2 separate regions of the Mus musculus genome follow, and region 1 is linked to region 2. A link is a loop called in an ENCODE intact Hi-C map of the cell type or tissue named here. Cell type or tissue: gastrocnemius. All regions are shown on one strand. Links, peaks and the distances in the headings refer to the core of each region. The heading gives the core; the rest is flanking DNA.

Evidence for each region. A loop is a pair of places that touch in the nucleus more often than their neighbours do. Peaks named below come from ENCODE experiments on the same cell type or tissue, not always from the same donor. Only the 100,000 strongest peaks of a DNase experiment are listed, where the experiment ranks them.
Region 1: a loop joins it to region 2, with 2.5 times the contacts of the local background. A loop is called at or near these places in 6 of 42 quality-filtered maps.

The regions. Positions count from the first base shown.
Region 1 is chr10:40,186,776-40,196,791 of GRCm38, forward strand. No RefSeq gene overlaps it. Among named protein-coding and RNA genes, the nearest start is that of Gm31992, 28 kb to the left of the region's middle. In gastrocnemius, for the core only: a CTCF peak has its summit at 4,296 (motif pointing left); no DNase peak of the experiment used is centred there; H3K4me3 peaks cover 850 bases; H3K27ac peaks cover 3,302 bases.
Region 2 is chr10:40,050,239-40,060,254 of GRCm38, forward strand. Slc16a10 (solute carrier family 16 (monocarboxylic acid transporters), member 10) reads right to left here. Exons shown (of 6, transcript NM_001114332.1): 4 at 6,249-6,392. Among named protein-coding and RNA genes, the nearest start is that of Mfsd4b1, 30 kb to the left of the region's middle. In gastrocnemius, for the core only: a CTCF peak has its summit at 3,232 (motif pointing right); DNase peaks (open chromatin) are centred at 3,412 and 3,773; H3K27ac peaks cover 4,860 bases.

The sequences.
Region 1 (10,016 bases), core at 896-8,895, 140 kb after region 2:
AAATAAATAAATAACTTTGAATTTTAAAAGAAATTGGATATTTTAAAGGGATTGAAATTTTAAGAATTTGCAAAGACTTGGAACTTTTAAAGTTATTTAGGTCTTGAGGATGAATAAGAAAGTAAAAGTTGAGGCTTAATAGTGATGTGTTTGTGTGTCCAAGTTGACAAGGAATCAATTGTACTGGCTGGTTTTGTGTCAACTTGACACAGGCTGGAGTTATCACAGAGAAAGGAGCTCCAGTTGGGGAAATGCCTCCATGAGATCCAGCTGTAAGACTTTTTCTCAATTAGTGATCAAGTGGGGAGGTCCCATTGTGTGCGGTGTCATGCCTGGGCTGGTAGTCTTGGGTTCTATAAGAGAGCAGGCTGAGCAAGCCAGGGGAAGCAAGCCAGTAAGTAACATCCCTCCATGGCCTCTGCATCAGCTCCTGCTTCCTGACCTGCTTGAGTTCCAGTCCTGACTTCCTTTGGTGATGAACAGCAATGTGGAAGTGTAAGCTGAATAAACTCTTTCCTCCCCAACTTGCTTCTTGGTCATGATGTTTGTGCAGGAATAGAAACCCTGACTAAGACAACCGGCTATCTGTAAAGATGTTGACGGCTAGCCCTTTTCCCATGATAAGGGCCTGGGATAGCGCTATCAGTTCAGCCCTTTGAGTTGAGGGACCTGGGTAAAGAGACTAGATCCAAATTGCCTCCGTTTCTGTGGTCACTGCTGATCCTGCTTTTCTGCAACCCTCTCAAATGAAACTGCTTCATCTGTGAACCAAGTCCACTCTGCTCCTGGGAGAGGTGAGTCCTTTAGGTCAGGTCAAGTACTGTGTACTTGTGCTAGGATTTCACTGCACTGGTGGAGCAGGTGGTTCAGGTCAGGGTCAGGGTCAGGGAGAAGGGTCACAGGATTTAAGGAAGCAGGCAGCTGGAAAGTAACTCAGCCAGGATTGATTAGTAAGGTCTGATAATGAGTCATGCGGGCATTACTGAGCAATCTGTCAGGTAGCTGTTTGAGTACCCCTTCTATTGCTTGGGGGGTAGTCATGGCTAAATTTTGTCCCAAAGTCAATTTATCTGCATCTTTAACCAGTAATGCCATAACCATAATGATATGCAGGCAAGGTGGCCATCCTGCTGCCACTGGTTCTAATTTTTTTTGACAAATAAGCCACAGGCCATTTCAATGGTCCAAAAGTTTGAGTCAGGACCCCTTTAGCTATTCCTTTCTGTTCATCAACATATAAGTGAAATGGTTTAGTGATGTCTGGTAGCCCCAAAGCAGGAGCGACAGCAGGGCCTACTTTATTCTCTCAAAAGTCCTTTGATGATCTTGAGTCCAAACAAAGTCTTTGACTTCTCTGGTGGCTATTTCTGCGAAACCTGGAATCCATAGTCTGCAAAAGCCTGTGAACCCCAAGAACTCTCTTCTCTGTCTTGGGCTCTAGGGGTTGGGTATGCTGAGAATGGTCTCTTTTCTTGCTGTAGAAAGCCACCGCTGGCCCTCCTTTAGAATATAGCCAAGAGAGGTGACCTCAGTCTTACAGAGCTGTGCCTTCTTGGCAGACGCCCGATATCCCATGTTCCCCAGAGCCTGTAGAAGATTCTGGGTCCCTTCCTTGCATCCCTCTTCGGTTTCTGCTAAAATTAAAAGGTCATCTACATACTGCACAAGGGTTATATCTGCTCTATTGACTCTGTAATCACCCAGGTCCTCATGCAGAGCTTCATCAAAAATAGTGGGTAAATTCTTGTAGCCTTAAGGCAGGCGAGTCCAGGTGAGTTGTCCATTGATGTCTTTTTCAGGATCGTACCACTCAAAGGCAAAGTATTTCTGGCTCTTGGGAGCCAAAGGTAAGCTGAAGAAAGCATCCTTTAGGTCCAGAACAGAATACCATTTCCTATCTGGAGGTAGAGAGCTCAACAGAGTATAAGGGTTAGAATGTGTGTCCATCACCCTGAAGATAACTTACCATAGATCTTGGACATGGCGGTAGTCATTGGACTTTGGCTTCTTCACAGGCAATAATGGGGTGTTCCTGGCTGAATGGCATGGCCTAAGGACTCCCAAGGCCAACAGTTTCCGGATGGGGAGTGATCCCCTTTCATGCCTCTTGGGACATAGGATATTGTTGGACCCATGCTGGGTCTGCTCCCAGCTTGAGCTCCACAAATACAGGGGGTCAGTGTTTTGCCAACCCCATGTCTCCAGTTTCTGTCCACGCCTGGGGAAACTCTGCCAGCCAGGCCTCCAGGACTTTTTCCGCTGGCAGCTGGTGACTCATTTAGTCTATACTCAGCCTCAGAGGTCAGGTCAAGTGTCAGCACCTGGATTGGATTTCTGTTGCAGTTTGCTAGCTGAATTTCCCCAGGGTCAAAATGAATCTGGGCTCTCATTTTGGCTAGTAGATCTCTCCCCAGTAAAGGGTGTGGGCACTCAGGAATAACTGTGAAGGAATGAGACACTTAACCCATCCCCAAGTCCACTGTTCTTTGGATAGCCCATGAATATTGTTTGATGCCTGTGGCTCCTGAGACACAGGATTTCTTATTAGACAATGGCCCTTAAGCCTTCGTGAGCACCTTAAGCCTTAAGTGTTGGGCTCCAGAATCCACTAGGAAATCTAAAGGCTTCACACACACACACACACACACACACACACACACACACACACACACTCTCTCTCTCTCTCTCTCTCTCTAAGGGTTAGCCTGGGCTCAGGAGGTGCCTGTAGTCTTGTTTGGGGGCTTTTTCTTTGGGCATTCTCAAGCCCAGTGTCCTTGCTCCCAACAATAAGCGCATTGGTTCTTACCTAAGGCTGATTGGCAGCCTTCTCCAGGCTCTGGCCAGTGGCCTCCTCCAGGTTCTCTCCCCTCTGCAATGTTCTGGAGCTGGCGCCTCCTCTCTCTCTCTCTCTGGTCCAGGTTACCATTGGCTAGCAGGACTTTGGCTAGATCTCTGTTTACTATCTTCCCTGCCTGGATCTTCTTTTTCTCTTTCGTTTCCCTGTTATGGCACACTTTCTCCACATCCTCCACCAAACCTCTCAATGACTTCTCCCCTGGTCTTTCTAAGTTCTGTAACTTCCTTCTAATGTCAGGTGCTGACTGATTTATCAACACCAGCAACACTGTGTTAGACTTCTCCATTTCCTCAGGGTCTAAGAGTGTATAATGGCAGAAAGTGTCCATAGTCCGCTCAAGGAACTCTGCAGGGCTTTCATTATCTTTCTGCCTGACATCATAAACCTTAGCCAAATTAGTGGACCACTTGGCAGCTGCCCTGAGACCTGCTGTTAGAGACTGGTGATAAACATGGAGACGTTCCTTACCTGTCCCCATATTGTAATCCCAGGCTGGTCTCCTGAGAGGAAACCCCTCATCAATATTGGCTTGGTTCTGAGTTGGAGTGCCATTGGCGCCTGGAATGTTCTTCCAAGCCTCCAGAACGATTTCGTTCCTTTTCCTCTGTTCTGAAGAGAATCTGCAACAATTGTTGGCAATCATCCCAGGTGGGCTGAGGTGTCTAAGAGACCAATGAGCTCTTTAGGGTTGTCAGAGAACCTAGAATGCTCTATTCTCCAATTGTAAAGACCAGCAGTAGCAAAAGGCCAATACCAATGGGGCTCATTTCCCTGTTCATCAACTGGCCCTGCTCTGGGGGGGGGGGGGGGGGAGTAAGAGTGGATTCTGCCTCTGGTTCTACAGCCTTGGCCAGTGCCATGACAAGCCTGCTCCCTTGAGCTGGACCTCCCTCCATCCCGAGGTGGATACTATTGAAACCTGGGGCACTCCCTCTGAGGGATACATGGGCGGGAATAGAGTCAGTTCAGAAACCACTGGCTCTGCTGGGAGAATCCCCTAGGGTGGAAATGCATGTGCAGGTCCTGCAAGCAAAGGCAGCATGGGAACACATGTGCAGGTCCCCTGGGCAAGGTCACAGGCACAGGTGGAGTCCCAGCTGAGGCAGGGGCTGCTGCCTTGGCCAGAGCTGGTGTCTGAGTGTAAGGTAGTGGGAAAATGACTTCTTTTGGTGTACCGTCCTGTAAAATGGGATAGAGGAGTTTTGAAGACTTAGAGACTTCCTGCTTTTGTTCATTTGTCATCAAGGCGGGCATGGTTCCTGGAAGCAAAAAAGCGTTAGTTGGGAGCAATAGGAAAGATTTCACCCAAAGTGGTGGTTTGGCAACCAAATCTTTCCAGACTGTAATGTAGGGGACTTGTTCTGGATGCCCCTGTGCCTTCTGAAACACTTTGTCTTCCACCGCTAGCACCGTGGGGAGATGGATGGTCCCCTCTGGTGGCCAAAGGTAGGACTCTGAGCTGCAATACCTGTGCATTTTCTTCTTATTCACGTTCACCGAGAGATTGTGAGCTCTGGTTTTCACGTCCTTAAAGTGAGCTAAAACAGTGTTAAGAGGATAGGAGGGAAGAGAGTGAGAGTTAACCTGTCCCATTGCATCCATCACCGTTCAGTATAACAAGAGACTAAACACTACCAGAAACACCACTGACAAAACCACACGAACAAAATAGCCATGTCGCAACTGGAAACAAAAGTAAACTCAAGCACTAGGACTCACAGACTCTCACCTCAGAAAGTGGAAATGAGGTGGATATGGTCTCTCCTTGAACACTTCCAGCCGATGGGCAGGTACCTCATCCACCCTGTACCTGGGGTCAGGAACGACTTCCTGTTCCCTGCAGCCATGACTCTCCAGTGTATCCGCTTTAGCCAGTTCTTGTGGTTTAGTTTACACCATTATCTCGAGGCTTCCCCCGCCCCCTATGCCAAAATACGACCAGAAAGAACAGACGGGAACAATACAGAAACACTGACACTCACCATACTCGCTTGCCAGCCTTGGACTCTCCGGATTGCAGACTCCAAAGATCCACTGGGGAATCCTGGTCGAACGAGCTCCCAAAATGTTGTGTCCAGGTCACAGCGGAATCCCAAGGGGAACTCTTAAGAATCGCTGACCAGATGTAGTGAAACAAGAGAGTCTTTTATTAATTTGAGTCAGACTCAGATCGTAAACCTTCCCACTGCGCAGGACAGGAATTCGACCCCGAGCCTAGAGGTTTGGCATTTTTATACGAGCATAATCAGGGATTCTCTGGGTTTTAGGGTGACGGGGGAGGTAATAAGGGAAGTCATCTTTCAAACACGATAACGTTTGTTCAGGCAGTGGGGCACTGCGGGGCCATGGGTGTGGGGAAAAGAGGGAAAGGGGGAAAACCTGCATCCTGCCAGAGTTCTGGTGCTCTGGGCAAGTGGACGCGAAAGACTGCCACACACTTTCCATGCAGCCCAGGGTGGGTGTCTGGCTGTGTGAAGCCACTGACCCCAGCTCTGTGGGTGGTGGACAAGGGGCAGTCTTAGGCACCAGGTTCCCAGCTTCAGGCATCTCACACTAGATACTAGATACTGAGAAGGAGTTGAGAACAGAATGCCGCGGCCGCCCCCAACCCCCAACCCCACCCCCAACCCCATCCCCCGCCGCCCCGGGCGATGCAGTGGGCAAGGAGAGAGGGCAGCTCATTAGGAGAAGCCTAACCCATCGTTCAAGCATGGTAGGCAGGCCTGGGGAGGAGCATACCTGGCTATAGTCAGGTAACTGTGGGCGTGGGGTCTAGCCAGAATGATAGAAGCTTGGGACATTGTCTTAGTGATTGATAGTCACAGAATTATGGAATTGGAGGCTCTGTGGTTTCAGGGAACGTGGCTCGCTTTTCTGTCCCTTGTAGAGTTCTCTACTGGGTCACTGGAGCAAGCCCCACTCAACCAAAATAGGCTGCCTATCACGGCCCCCACAGGGCACCTGCAACTGGGAAGAGGAGCTCTTCTAACCTGGGAAGTAACTTTATGGTGCTATCAGGAACTAGTGTGCTTTCACAACTAACCACAGCTGTCTGTGGATGCTGGATTTCCTTCCTTAGCCATATATCAGTGAGAGTGCTGGCCTCGGTGCTCCGGGGTGAGAGAGACTGTCATTTGTCTATTTTCAAGCCCGCATCTGTTGTTCCGGTGTGTGTGTGTGGAGGGGGGGGGGGAGTGTCATTAGGGAGTGTCTCTATGAAAACAGTATAGCAATATTCTAGTGCCAGATCAGGTCCTCTCTGAAAGGCTAAGGAGGGGAGGGGAGCCCCATGTTATCTTCAGGAAAAAGCAGGGGTGAGGGGAAAGTTCTGTGAGCAGCAAGAAAGCACAGACGCAGGTTGCCCGTGTCTCTTCAGTTGTAGCAATAGAAACCCTGCCTAAGACAGAGTCCAACAATTAAAATTCACTATTTTGCTACACTGAAGAACTCCTTCAATCAGGATTCACCACATCATCCTAGCACAGCCCCCTTTATAGAACTCACCATGTTTGTATATCACATTAGACTCAAACTCTTAGAGAACTATCTGCCTCTACCTCTCAAGTGCTGGTATTAAAGTTGTGTGGCACCACACCTGGCTTACTTTTAAGTGAATTAGTAATCAGAGTTTATTTTATCAAGTAAAGGATGTTTGGCACATTTCCTCTGGGATCCTGCAAAGGCCGAAAGCAAGTGCACCTTGGAGAACATGGAGGGCAGCCTGAGCCAGGCAGCAAGCAGCAGTGGCCGTTTCTTTATAAGTAAAGCTGCAGGTAGTGACTCTCTCCAGGGAAGCTAGATCCTCGCGTGAACACAGTGATTGTAGGCAAGAAGCTTATCCACCAGAGCTGCATCAGAGGCAAGAGTGCAAAAGGTGAGAGTACCCTCTCACTGCAGGGCCGGGTAACCCACCTGCAAGGGCGAAAAGGGAAACAAGATTGCTTTCTGTCTTCTTTGTTTTCTGGTTCTGGGCAGGGAGCTTGATCCAGTAGGCCAATAAACACCTACCCACCTCACCCCTGCCCAGGCTTCCTGGCATGTCCTCATGTCCATTCCACGTCTCTCTGTCTGTCTGACCATGCTTACCCCACACCCCCATCAAGTATCTGTGGGCAGTTTGGAGTACATGGCCTAACAAGGTCAACTTGTCCGTATATTGAATACCCAGAAAGGCCCCATAAATTTCAGATTTGATATCATAGTAATTATATTTCAATGTTTTCCCCAGTACTAAACATTGAGCCTCGGGGCCTTGTTCTATCACTGGCAGATAATCATGTTCAGAGTCCTGGGAACTGAAGCAGTGACTCAGTGGATAAGTGCTCAGCCCTCCATCCACCCGTAAGTCCAACTCCAGGAAATCTGATCGATGCCTCTGGTCTCTGTGTGCAGCTGCACTTATGTGCACATGGCTACATACCTATGAACACAATTAAAAGTCAAATAAAATATCTTATAAGAATCTTGAAAAAAGTTATGAAGAGAAGTGTAAACAGCCTAGGACATCTGAAGCAAAATGACCCCATGCAGAGATAATGCAGGACTAAATACAGAGACGCTCCCGACCTTACAGGAAATAGAGGGTTTGCATAGTAGAGGGGCCAAAGAGCTACATTCTTTGGCTCTGGGAATTAAAAACTCTATAGGTCCTAGATACCAGGCACCATGCTAAGACCTATGAATATGATGATAAATGGGCCTGGAACTCATGGGCCAGATGGTGACACAATGAATGAAAAAGAAATATTCCAAACGTTATAGGAGCCTGTGAGATGGCTCAGCGGGTCTGACAACCTGAGCTACCCCCGGGGTGGAAAGAAGGGATTCCTACAAGGTGTCTTCTGAGTGTGCTATGGCACACGTGCCCTACTAATACCTACTTCCGTCCCCCAAAATATATCACTATCACTGGATAATGCAGCATGGGTGCTGTGGATTAGGGGTGTGGCTCAGTTGTAGGGCATTTGCCTGGCATGTGCAAAGTCCCAGCTTAAATCTCAAGCACAGAAAAAAAAAAAAAAAAAGGGCCAACAAAATGACACATAGTGTGGCTTTAAACTTTGGCCTCATGCTAGTGATGTGATTATGAGGATGAGGGCTTTCTTGACTTATATGAGGTTCTAGGTTTGATCCTCAGACTAAGAAGGAAAAACAGAGAAAACAAAACCTGTTGGGCACGGTGACATGCACCTATAGTCCCAGAACCAGGAGGATGGGGGAGGGGTGGCTCAAGGCCAGCTTGAGCTGTAAAACAAGACCTTAAAGAAATTAAGGGGTTAGGGGAGCTGTGGGTTTTGATCTATCAAGCCAATAATGCAAGCAACTCTAGTTCATTTTCCTTTTTGGTGTCTAGGCTCAAGTACTCCCACTCCCTCAGCCTCCCAACTTCTGGGGAACACAGGCATGTGCCACCATTCACAGTTTGAAACATCTTAATATATTGCACTTGTGGTAATATGTTGGTGGGTTAGTTAGTTTGTTGAGGCATGGAAGATAATACGCAGAGCCTCACGGATGCTCAGCAAGCTGTCTACTACTGTGCTGACGAGATGCCAAATCTGTTGAGTTCAGACTCCATTTTTAGAGAACCTGACCTAAGTTTGAACTCAGGTAAACTAACAGGCTGGCACCTAGCATTAGTTTCCATGTTACCCCCCAACAAAACCGGAGCCTAGCTCTGTTGTGTCCTGAGTTCACGGGAAACCCAGAGGAGCCCAAGAATTACAAAGTCGGCTGCAACTCATAAAAGAGTCTTTTCAAGTTTGAACTCGGTTCGCCCACCTAGCACTAACTGCATGAATGCTGACAAGCGACCCTGAGTCCAGAAAACATTGGGTTTATATACATTATAGGAATAGTGTGAATGAATATTTACAGAAAAGGGGAGTAGAGGGTGGGATAGTATTGAAGCGGGAGGGGATAATGAGTTCAAGGACTAATTTTATGGCCAGTTGTAATTGTCTGTGACCTGACCTCTGTTTACCGTTTTTTTTCCATGGTCTCCCTTGAGCTTGTTATTTCTCTAAGATCTCAAGGACAGGCACCTGGAGTTTTGCTGCTTATCCTCAGAAGTGTTGCATGCAATTCTAATGACAGGAGAGGGGGAGAGAGGATGGGAGTCTCTGGCGGGGAATGCAGAGGCAAACTGTCTGTACATCACTAAAGTCTAGTATCAGTAATTCAGGGGTTACAACAGCTCCAGTCCCTATGCTAATCCCCAACAAAACCAGTGCCTTCAAATTACTAAGACCAGCCTCTTCAGGTTATTATGCCAGCAAACCTGCACCCCCTGGCTACAAGCCCACCCCTTGCTTAACGACCACCAATGCAGAGGGGAACAGAAGTTAAGTTTATGATATGAGTCCCAGCACCAGCCAATTGTGTTAAAGGCCACAGTTAAAGGCCATAGCTTTAGATGCTTGCTCATGGACTCCCTGCTTGCTGCTTCCTATAAAGCCCTGACCCAGTAGACATTCGGGGCTCCCCCACCACCAAAACTGTCCTTCATGACAGTGGTGCGTTGGGGTGGGGGGTTGGGGGTACGGCGAGCTAGCTCAACTAGAATAAAGACCCTGATGTGAGTTGCATCAGATTGGCTCCTGTGTGTGTTTTGGCGGATCACTAACATTTCCCTGGAACAACATTATAACCCTCTCCTGAATCTCTTTTAATCTGGAGAACTATAGGGACTGGAGAGGTGACTCAGCAATTAAGAGCAGTAGCAGCTCTTGCAGAGGCCTTGGTTTCCTTAGCATTTATTTACTTGGTGGCTTATAGTCATCTGTAACTCCTATTCCGGGAATCTGATGCCCTCTTTTGGATGCCACAGGCACCCAGCATTCACGTAACACACAGACATATATGCGGCAAAGCATTCATACACATTAAAATAATAAAATAATAATTAAAAATTTTAAATTAAAGTTCTATAGGATGAAAAATTTTAAAGCATGCAGTACATTTTGAAAATATTTTAAAACCTTTTTCAGCTATATGTAATTCACATGTGTTCCAACCATGCTGTAGAACAGATTATATTACTGTGGATTCCAGATACAACAACATAGAAAAGAGCTTGTATCACAAGGATAACTGGCCAGTATAAATTTTAACAACAAGGAGAAGTCCCTCACAAGTACAGACCTAGCACAGAGCTTTT
Region 2 (10,016 bases), core at 639-8,638:
TGCTGCGTTCTGATGATGGTGAGTGGTCTTGATTTCTGTTAGTAGGATTCTTACGTTTGCCTTTCGCCATCAGGTATTCTCTGGAGCTAGTTTTTATAGTTGTCTCTGGTTAGAGCTTGTTCCTCAGGTGATTATGTTAGCCTCTATCAGCAGACCTGGGAGAGTAGCTCTATCCTTAGTTTCAGTGGTCAGAGTACTCTCTGCAGGCAAGCTCTCCTCTTGCAGGGAAGGTGCCCAGATATCTGGTGTTCGAACCTGCCTCCTGGCAGAAGTTGTGTTCCGCTCACCAGAGGTCTTAAGATCCTGTGGAGGGTCCTGTGAGGACCTTGGGGGTGTCCAGAAACTCCGCGCACAAGGAATCCGCTGCTGGAGTGAACTGGAAGGGACTTGTGCCCCTGCTCAGGCCGGGTTATCTGCTTCCTTAATTAATGCAGTCTCAGGTCCCGAGCGCTTGGATTGGAGCAGACGCTGTGTTCCACTCACCAGAGGTCTTAGGATCCCGTGGGGAATCCTGTGTGGTTCCTTGTGGGTGTCCAGAGACTCCGTATCTGGGGCATTTCTTAATCTTTACCTAAGTGCAAGACCTTTTTTCTCGTTAACCTATATTAACTTATGTTCTTTCTTTCTCAGCTATTTGACCAAGATTTATTACTATTGCTGCTCCTGTGAGATATGGTGTAGCAATAAATCCCAGGCTGTCCCTTTGCCCCAGTATTTTGAGTACAGTAATACAGATGTACTATCATGCCTACTGTAAGACTTATTAACTTGGAACTGAGAGATGGCTCAGTGGTTAAGAGCACTAGCTGCACTTCCAGAAGACCTGGGTTCTATTCCTGGGGCCCACATGGAAGTTCACAAACATCTGTAACTCCAGTTTCAGGGAATCTGATGCTCTCTCTGGCCTCTGCAGGCACCAGGCATGTTTGTGCTGCACAGGTATACATGCAGAGAAAATATACATACAGAATGAAAAAGGATAAGATTAATTTAATAAAATAAATTTGTATTCCTTTGAGGATTGAACTCCAAGGTTCTTCACACAGACAGCACTTCCTTGAGCACTTCAGAGCAATGCCTAGTTCCTTTTACCTTGTTTGTGTGTTTTTAAGTCTTTTGTTTTTAAGATTTATTTATTTATGTATATGAGTACACTGTCCACGTTGCTGTCTTCAGACACACCAGAAGAGTGCATCAGACCTCATCACAGATGGTTGTGAGACACCACATGGTTGCTGGGAGCTGAACTCAGGACCTCTGGAAGAGTAGTCAGTACTTTTAACCTCTAAGCCATCTCTCCATCCCCCTTTTACCTTATTTGTATTGAAGGAAAGTTCTCAGGAAGAAGTTGACTCCCCATCACCCCCCACCAGAAATGCCCAAGGCCAACTAACTTATTAGGACTTCAACAATGTTGGAGTTAGAATGTTACAAGTCCAGAGCCACTGTTAGCTCTTTTGTAGACATTTCCTGCCCTCCTCTATGTGTGAGCTAATATCTTTGTGACTGTCTTCAGTGTACCAATGCCACCGACCAAGTGGCTGTGAATGCCCTGAGATAGGGCGTGAGGCCTGGAGCTTCCATTTCCTCCCTTGGCTTTAATCTACCTGCCTGATGTTTCTAACACGTCTGAAAAGTGGCATGCTTTAAGAATGCTCCGCTGCGGTAAACACCTCACCAAACATCCCCACTTAGAAGCATGGAATTTGGACTAACCTAGTCTATGTTCTGGAACCACGGTCACTCATGTTTAGCTCCAGAATACATTACTCTTTTTGAGTTGAGAGCCGTGTTTTGCCTCGGCAGTAACTAAGGAGATAAGGGAGGAAAATGCTAGTTCCCTGTAGAGTTTATGTCCAAGCTGGTCAGAATGTAACTGCTGTGAGGAATAAATATTTGTCCTTTTTGTGCAGAGATTCCTGGTCACAGGAAGCACATGTCAAGGTTTGATAAATGGTCCACACAGGAGGATCAGTACTTCCTTATCATTTGCAAATAAATATCAAATATGCAGAACAAATATTGATCTGTCAATACCGGAACCTGGTTTGGAAGACAAATGAGTTTTTCATTACACAAGCTTTTTTTTTCTTCTCCTAAGCACAGCATTGTGGAGAGACAACACTGACCTATTCTCCTCAGACCCTGGGCTCCATGGGAAGCTAAGCTCCACCTGAGCGAGCATAAGCATCCTTCCAGGCAGATCCATCACTGATCTGACCAAGTCAGATTCAGTTGCTGCCCTTAACACCCTTACTTAACACAATGTTTCCAGACAGTCACAGCCTCTGGCCAGGAGGCTGCAAACCAAACCAGGCTGTGGCCACGGGAGAGGCGGCGAGGGCTGTTCATCCGGCACTGACTGACTGATGCTCCTGACGCTGAGGGCCGGCAGTGCTGTGGAGGTGCTTCCTATACAGGAGGAGAGTGAGGGAACATGGCTGACTTTCTGCACAGAACAGGCCACACAAAGCAGTGCCAGCCGAAATGAGACTGCAGGGCCTCTGATTCAGTCTGGGCAGAGTTAAGTACTTGGATTCTATCTAAACATTTGGTAAACTCCATACCCTCATGTAAAATGTTGGTGATAAGTAAATGAAAAACAGCTTAAGCAACACTGTCATTTTCAAAGGAAGAGAGAGTTTACACACGAAGCCGGACATGAACATGAGCCCTCCTACCCTCAGCCCATTCTGTACCCCACGCAGGATGAGCACAAGAGTCCAGGGCACTTGAGTCCACACATATGGACATGTTGTCCATATGAGGACTAGGAGTTTGACAAACACCTCAGTAGGCAGGAGAGGGACCATATGTAGGTAATAAAGGTGGCAAATTTCCAAGATGGCTGGCTTCTTCCTCACCTTCCAGACCGCAAGACAAGTTCAAGGCAGACCAGGACATGTTTGTGTGACAGTTGTGGGCCAATTAGCTACCAACCCTAAATTACTGAAAACTATACCAACATTCTCCAGTAAGGTAAAATCTCCAATCTTGGTTCTGAAGACATGGATAACTGCCCTTTCCCATCTTCCCACCTTCCTCCATTCCAGTCTCCTTTGCTAGGTCTAAAACCACCTAACTTTTCCCAGCTATGAGCTGTGCTAAGAACCCAGGGACCCTGTCTGTCCTGTTTGTGCCACTCTACCTGGGCTAATGTCTAAGAGCATAGGAAGTATTCAGAATTATTTTTACAAAATGAAAGCTGAAAGTCTTCAGTGCAACAGATGTCCAGAAGAGGGCATCTCGACATTAGAAAACAAACCTAACTGATCAGCAAAATGCTAGTTAAGTCTATCTACAATGAAGTATTATAAAGAGTGGAAAGACTGTCGTAAAATAAAGACTTCCATACTATTTGAGACAGAGTCTCAATCTGAAGGCCAGGCTGGCCTGGCATGGCTGGCAACCCTGCCCCATGAGTACTGGATCCAGGTGTGAGCTGCCTTGCCCAGGGTGTGTAGGGTTGGGGGTAGTATGTGCCACAGAGCACATGTGGAGACCAGGGACAACTTAGTCGAGTACTGCTCTTCCTTCTTCCTTTCCCTAAATTCTGGGCATCAGTCTCAGGCCATCAGGTTTGAGGCCCATAGCTGTACTCATGGAGCTGTTTCAAAACCCCTCCCTTTTGAGACAGGGTCTCTCTACATAGCCCTGGTTGTCCTAGAATTTACTACATAGACCAAGCCAGCCCTGAACTTGGAGATCTGCCTGCATCTGCCTCCCGAGTGCTGGAATTTGAGGCCTGCTTCACTGTGCCCAACTTGGCTCTACATTTAATAAGAGTACATAAATATGAACGAGGCCTGGATCTCACTCCCAGTACTGGTGGGAGGAGGCAGATGGCAGCCGCTGTCTCCACCTCCTTCTAGCTGTGTAACAGATGCTGGCCCATGACTGTCTGCTTGGACCCACAGCAAGGCAGACCCTGTTCCCAAGTGTTCATATCTGTAAGTGGAAGCAAAGAACTATGCCTTCCTTGAAGGGCCAGGCAAGGACTGGAGATGGTGCATGTGGAACACTCCGTTCATCATCTAGGTCATCACAGTGTTGCTAATGTAACTACTTAAACGTGTACAAGGCATTACTATAGCTGACTAAGGGAAGGTACTTTATCTGTAATGCACACCCGTGCCACGTATTTTCCTGCTCCCAGACTTCACCTTTTATGAGACTGCTCACACAACTTGTCATGATCAATCCTCCACTCCCTTTCTGGCTCTCCTTTTCCGTCCTTTGGATGTGGTTCCCTATATTCCCATTTACTCATCTGTGTGGCCACCGATGGCCTCTTACTCAGTCACTCCACTAGTTCCTGATATCCCTAGGAGCACTCTATTCCCAGATGTTTCTTACCAACCTGGTCCCTTCCTCGCAGTTCCCTGGCAGCCTGAATGCTCAAGTCCCACAGTGCTTCTACCCACCCACGAGCTCCAAGCTCAACTTGGCTGTTTTACAGGTACCATACACAAATGTGGCAAAGACAAACAGTCTGTCTTCCTTGGATTTACTGAGTTTCTAATTTCACAGGATGATGAAACCACCATTAGCCAAGCGACAGATCTCGGGTGTGGCCAGCGTAAGTGGCTCCATCGGGCACCTGCTCTCTGTACCTTTGATTTACTGCTTGATCCCAATGGCTTTCCCTTGTTTTTTTCCTATCTAGACCCCATCAGCAACTTCCAATTTACATCTGTGCAACATGTCACTGCCTCTAAATGCTGCTATAAACCCCACCCAGCTTATGTGTATTATTAGACCAACATTCGTATCTTAGTTTAGACCATTTTCACCACCCCTGAAAGAAACTATCAACTCCCCCAACCACCACCTATTTACCTTCTTAGTGATCTGCCTATTCTAGACATTTTAGATCAATGGAACCATTCAACATGTGGCCTTTTGTAACTGTCAACTCCTGCTGCTCCATTCTCCACTGCATTCTTTCCTTCCCAATTTCCATATTGATCTTCATAAAACACTGCTCATGTCAGTACCTGCCTTAAAACTCTACAGTGACTTGAGGTAGACTGACGAATAACATTCATCCCCTTTCATTTTTGTTTGTTTGGCTGTGTTTTTTGAAGTGGGGTCTTGCTGTGTAACCCCAGCTGGCTTGGAACTTGCTATGTAGAGCAGTCTGGCCTTGAACTTGTGTTGATCTTCTTGCCTATGCCCCACCCCCCACCCCCCACCCCACCCCCGCCCTGTCCCCGATGCTAGGGTTCTATGCAGCATTATGTGTGGAAGGTCATCAAGTTTCATGCCCATAAATGTCTTCTTAACCCGGCTTTACTCCAGCTATACCCTCTACTATTCTTCCTTTATGCCTTTCAAGCGCCCAGCTTCCCAGGCACACACATATACACATCTATGGACCCTGTGGTTTCCCTCCTTAGGACATTCTTTTCTTCTCTTCCTTATCTCCGTCTGTCTCCATCTAGTTACCTACTCACTTATAGAAAACCACTTTTCTGTGATGCTAGGGAACAAAGCAGGGCTGTGTGCGTGTAAGGTAAGCGCTATTACTAAGTTACATCCCAGCTCTTTAAGTAGCTCTCATGTCTTTATACTCTTTAGACCCTCACTAGTGATTCAGCTTTTTCCCAGGGAGTTGTTATCGCACTGAGCTGTAATACTGTACTATCATGTCCCCTAAGACCTTTGACTACTAACCAGGGATCACAGAATGTGCTGAGCTCTGCAACATCTAGCAAGCTGCAGAGTTCTGGTAAGAAAGACTCAAGTCAACTACAAGCTGACCGTCAATAATAATCTTGGAATCAAAATCTGTTTAAGCACACTCCATATCACCTAGCAGGCAATCTGATTACTTTGTCCTTGAAAATCTATATGCAAGCTGGTAACAGTAGCAAGCTCATAAATGCAGCACTTAGAAGGAAGAGCAAGCAGATCTCTGAGTTCAAGGCCAGCCTGGTCTACCAAGTGAGTTCAAGGAAAACCAGGGCTACACAGAGAAATCCTGTCTCAACAAACAAAAAAAGAAAAGAAGAAAAGAATACCTGTCTACAGAAGTTCTATTCTATAATGCATTTAACATCTTTACAGCATATATGCATATAGGTACATTTAGTGCAAGTGCACCACTAGGTGCAAGGAACGAAGTCTGCTACAGAAGGAGCACCCAGAGAGGACCTTCAGGCAAGCCTGCATCTACAGGGGAAGGAGTGCCCAGAGAGGACCTGTAGGCAAACCTGCATCTACAGGGGAAGGAGAGCCCAGAGTACCTGGAGGTAGACCTTCTTCACACCGGGCAAATAGTCAGCAATGCGGCCAAAGAGAAGCCGTCCAACTCCTGAAGTGATGCCAATGCACATGAAGAGCACCTCTTTGTTGTTTACATCTTGAAACCTTTCCTTTACATGGTTCATCTGTAGGTCAAGAAAAAGGAAACTGCACTGAGTACAGGAGGCAACCTCACAAGACTGGAGGCCTGCATCATTAAACATCAAATGTGCTCTGTCTCCCTCCACAATGTTACTCCAACCCCCCTTCAAAATCAAAACATTTAAAAGCAGCTCCTGTGATAAGTCCGTGATCTAGAAAAACATATCAAGAAAATCTATCGTGATTTAGCTTGCACAAGCGGAATGAGTTTCCTGAGGGTGGTGGCACACGCTGGAATCCCAGCCCTTGGCAGACTAGGGAATGTTTAAGAATGCAAGGCTGCATAGTACAATCCAGAGCAGCCTGGCTTGTACAGCAAGACCTTGACTCAGAAGACCAAAACTTCAAAAGATGAGTTATTACCATAATTATTATTTTTAGTAAACAGATCGGTCAGCACACACTATTTGTTTAAAGGAGCCTGGAGACCTGGAAGATTACCTGCCCCCTGGAAGATGGCTGAAGGTCATCTTTGGAGTTTTATTTCTTCTGGGAACCAGAACAAAACTGATGCCCTTGCAATATGTCCTACCAGAGCTTCCTACATGGAAGTGTAAGTTCCGTGTGCCATGCCAGTAAATACAGACACAAAACAATCTGTAGTGGTCAGATCTCTCAGACTGCCAAACCTAAGCCCCATGGCTGAGCTATGATTTAGGATCTCGGTTTGTCTACAATATGGAGAGAGCAACAGTAGCTATTTCAAGGGTGATTATAAGAATCAAGTAAAACATATGCATAGAGAAGTTAAAAATTAGGACAGTCTGACACACCTGCAAAGCACATGCAAAACCCTAGCCTTAGCCAACACTAACACCACCTTGGAGGAGTGGCTAGCATACAGTTAATGAACAGATATTTATTTTGACCATCCTTTTACACGGGATCTTTTGGATACTGGCTGTGCAGTAGAAGATGGGGGAGGGAAATAAAGAGTCTTTCTCTTCTCCTAAAGGTTAGTAAAATGGTGTCTATGGTGACCTCTGAGCCACAGATAGCCAGGAAGCATATTTTGTTTGACTTTTCCATATTGACCCTAGCATTCATTGTCCCTTATAAGCTAAGCATCCACTGGAGTTCTAGGAGACTGCAAGCAAATTTCCCACCAAGCTCAACAGCCCAAGTAACAATGTGGCAATGGGGAAGTGGTATATCTCATTTCTCTTCATTAAAAAACGGTCACTGGGGCTGGAGAGACGGCTCAGCAGTTAATAGCACTGACTGCTCTTTCAGAGGACCTGGGTTACAAGGCAGCTCACAGCTGTGCCTAACTCTGGTTCCAGGGGATTGATACCCCTTCTGACCCCTGTAGGCATGCACACAGCACATGGAGATACATGCAGGCAAAACACACACACACACACACACACACACACACACACACACGTAGCAATAAATAATTAAAAATTTTAATTAAAAATAAAAAATGGTAATTTTTAAACGTCTCTGTTTTCACACTGCTTCAGAATAATCTTCCTATATAGGGCGTTAATCTCACTAATTCTGTCTTCAAAAGTTGCTTGTTACAGCCTACATCCTATATTCCAACTGCTGGTCAAAGCTCTCCATAATCTGTCACTGATTTACCTTTGCATGTTCATTAACTCCTGATCCTTGGCTCAAATGTCTACTGAGCCTGTGACAAATGAAGCAGACATATGTAGAGAAAGGCACACTTCCAGGGACCGTTACTACCCACACTGTTGATTCTTCCTCCCAGACTTCTTTTATTAAAACAAATAAACAAACAAACAAAAAAAAAACCCTTAAAATTTAGAAGAAATATAAAGTGTGGGTCATGTATAGAAATGTTAGCACCTAACTTTAATTTAGGACGTTTTGAGACCCAGTGCTACATAAACAGAACAGTGCTTGGCTGAAATCTGCATTGGGGCAGCTCTGATCTCAGCCTCAACCCCAGCCACCTCCAGAGGGAGGGGCTGTCAGGTCTCTCCCTCCACCGTGCCCTCAGGCTTCGTAGCTCCTCCAGTTTCCAAAGTGTTTCTACACAGTCTTGCTAAAGTCTCTGGGCACTCTTCCATGTTAGACTAGGATTACCTATGGCCTCTTTCAGAGACACCTCAAGGTCAGCACAGCTCATACTGAGTTCACCCAGCCCTTATAAGTTGCTCTCTTGCATTTTGGTTAACAGTATTATCATCTCACGGACAGCAGTAAAAACCCAATAAAAAAGAAATCTTAGGTTACTCCACTCTCTCTTGAGATCAGAGTGCCGCCAAATGGTAATGGTCTCCTGGCTGAGTGACTCACACACACACACTTCCTTTGGTCTGTTCCCTGTGTTCAGGTTCTTGTCCCTCCCTCCCTGCACACTCTAGCAACCTTCTAACATGCTTCTTGCTTGAGCCCCATTCCTTGATCTCCAAACACACCATTGAAAGCCTGTAGGCTTACTCCCCCCTTGGGTTTACAGCCTGTAGACTATAGTGCAGACTCCTCATTTGACGATGACCCCTACTTTGCTACTGTAGCCTTGCCTCCCACTGCCCCTTTAGATAGACCGCCCTTTCACGGTGAGGAGCACTAAAATCGGGCAAGCCTAAGCTGAGATATGCTGAATACATGCATGCCCAGAACCACAAGTCACCGGCGAGGGGGACACATACAAAATTGCCTAATATTGAGTGCCTGTTCAGACAACATTTCAGTTAAGTAAAATATTAAAAACATCTCATTTTACTACCTTTTTACTTTTTCTTTACTGTAGCTAACTTAAAACCTTTTCTAATTTAAATTACACAGTGCCTTGAATTGCATGATTGAAGAATTCCCTTGTCGTTGCAAGCACGTGACAAGCACTGCTGAAGGGACCAGGAACTCGCAGAGCTAAACAAGGGTCCCGTTCTGGAGGAAAACAGCCCAGTGCAGACAGATGGCTACAACGGCTGCATGTTCCCGAGGTTTCGGAAGGAAAAATTACAAAGCAGCCAGCGGATCTCCACCTTCCCCACCCCACGCTGAGGAGAGGAGCGAAGCTAGAGCCTCAGGATGCTAAGCGGGTGTTTACCTGGCTACACGGCCAGCCTGCCCTTATTACAGCTTTCATAGATGCTGGTTTATACTCAGAGATGAGGAATAGGAACCTAATACATTTCTATTACTCTTTGAGGTTTTTACCTTTCCCCCCAATCTATTTATAAGAAATAAGGTAAGATATTTAAGATTTGAAAGAGGCTAGGTAATGTGAGTGTGAATATTAGGAGTATACAAAATACACCAATGATCACTCACATGATCAGTTATGAAACCCACTATTTTGTACAATGAATATACACTAATAATTTTTAATATTTTTATTTAATTTGATATATGTTTTATTTTATATATTATTTTACTTATTAAATTTAATAAAATACAGTTTTGCCTTAACTAGAAACTTAGTTCTTTAATAATAAAGGACACTACTACATCAAATTTGTGTCAGTATCACGTAAATAAAAAAGGGCACCAACGTGTAAAACTTCTCTACATGCCCCTACAAAACTTCAAACTAAAAGTGTGTTTATTAGGTGAGAGACTGTACGAGATACAGTCTGTGGGTGCCAGGTCTGCGTCCTTCCTCTCTGAGGCATCAGTACCAAGTAGGC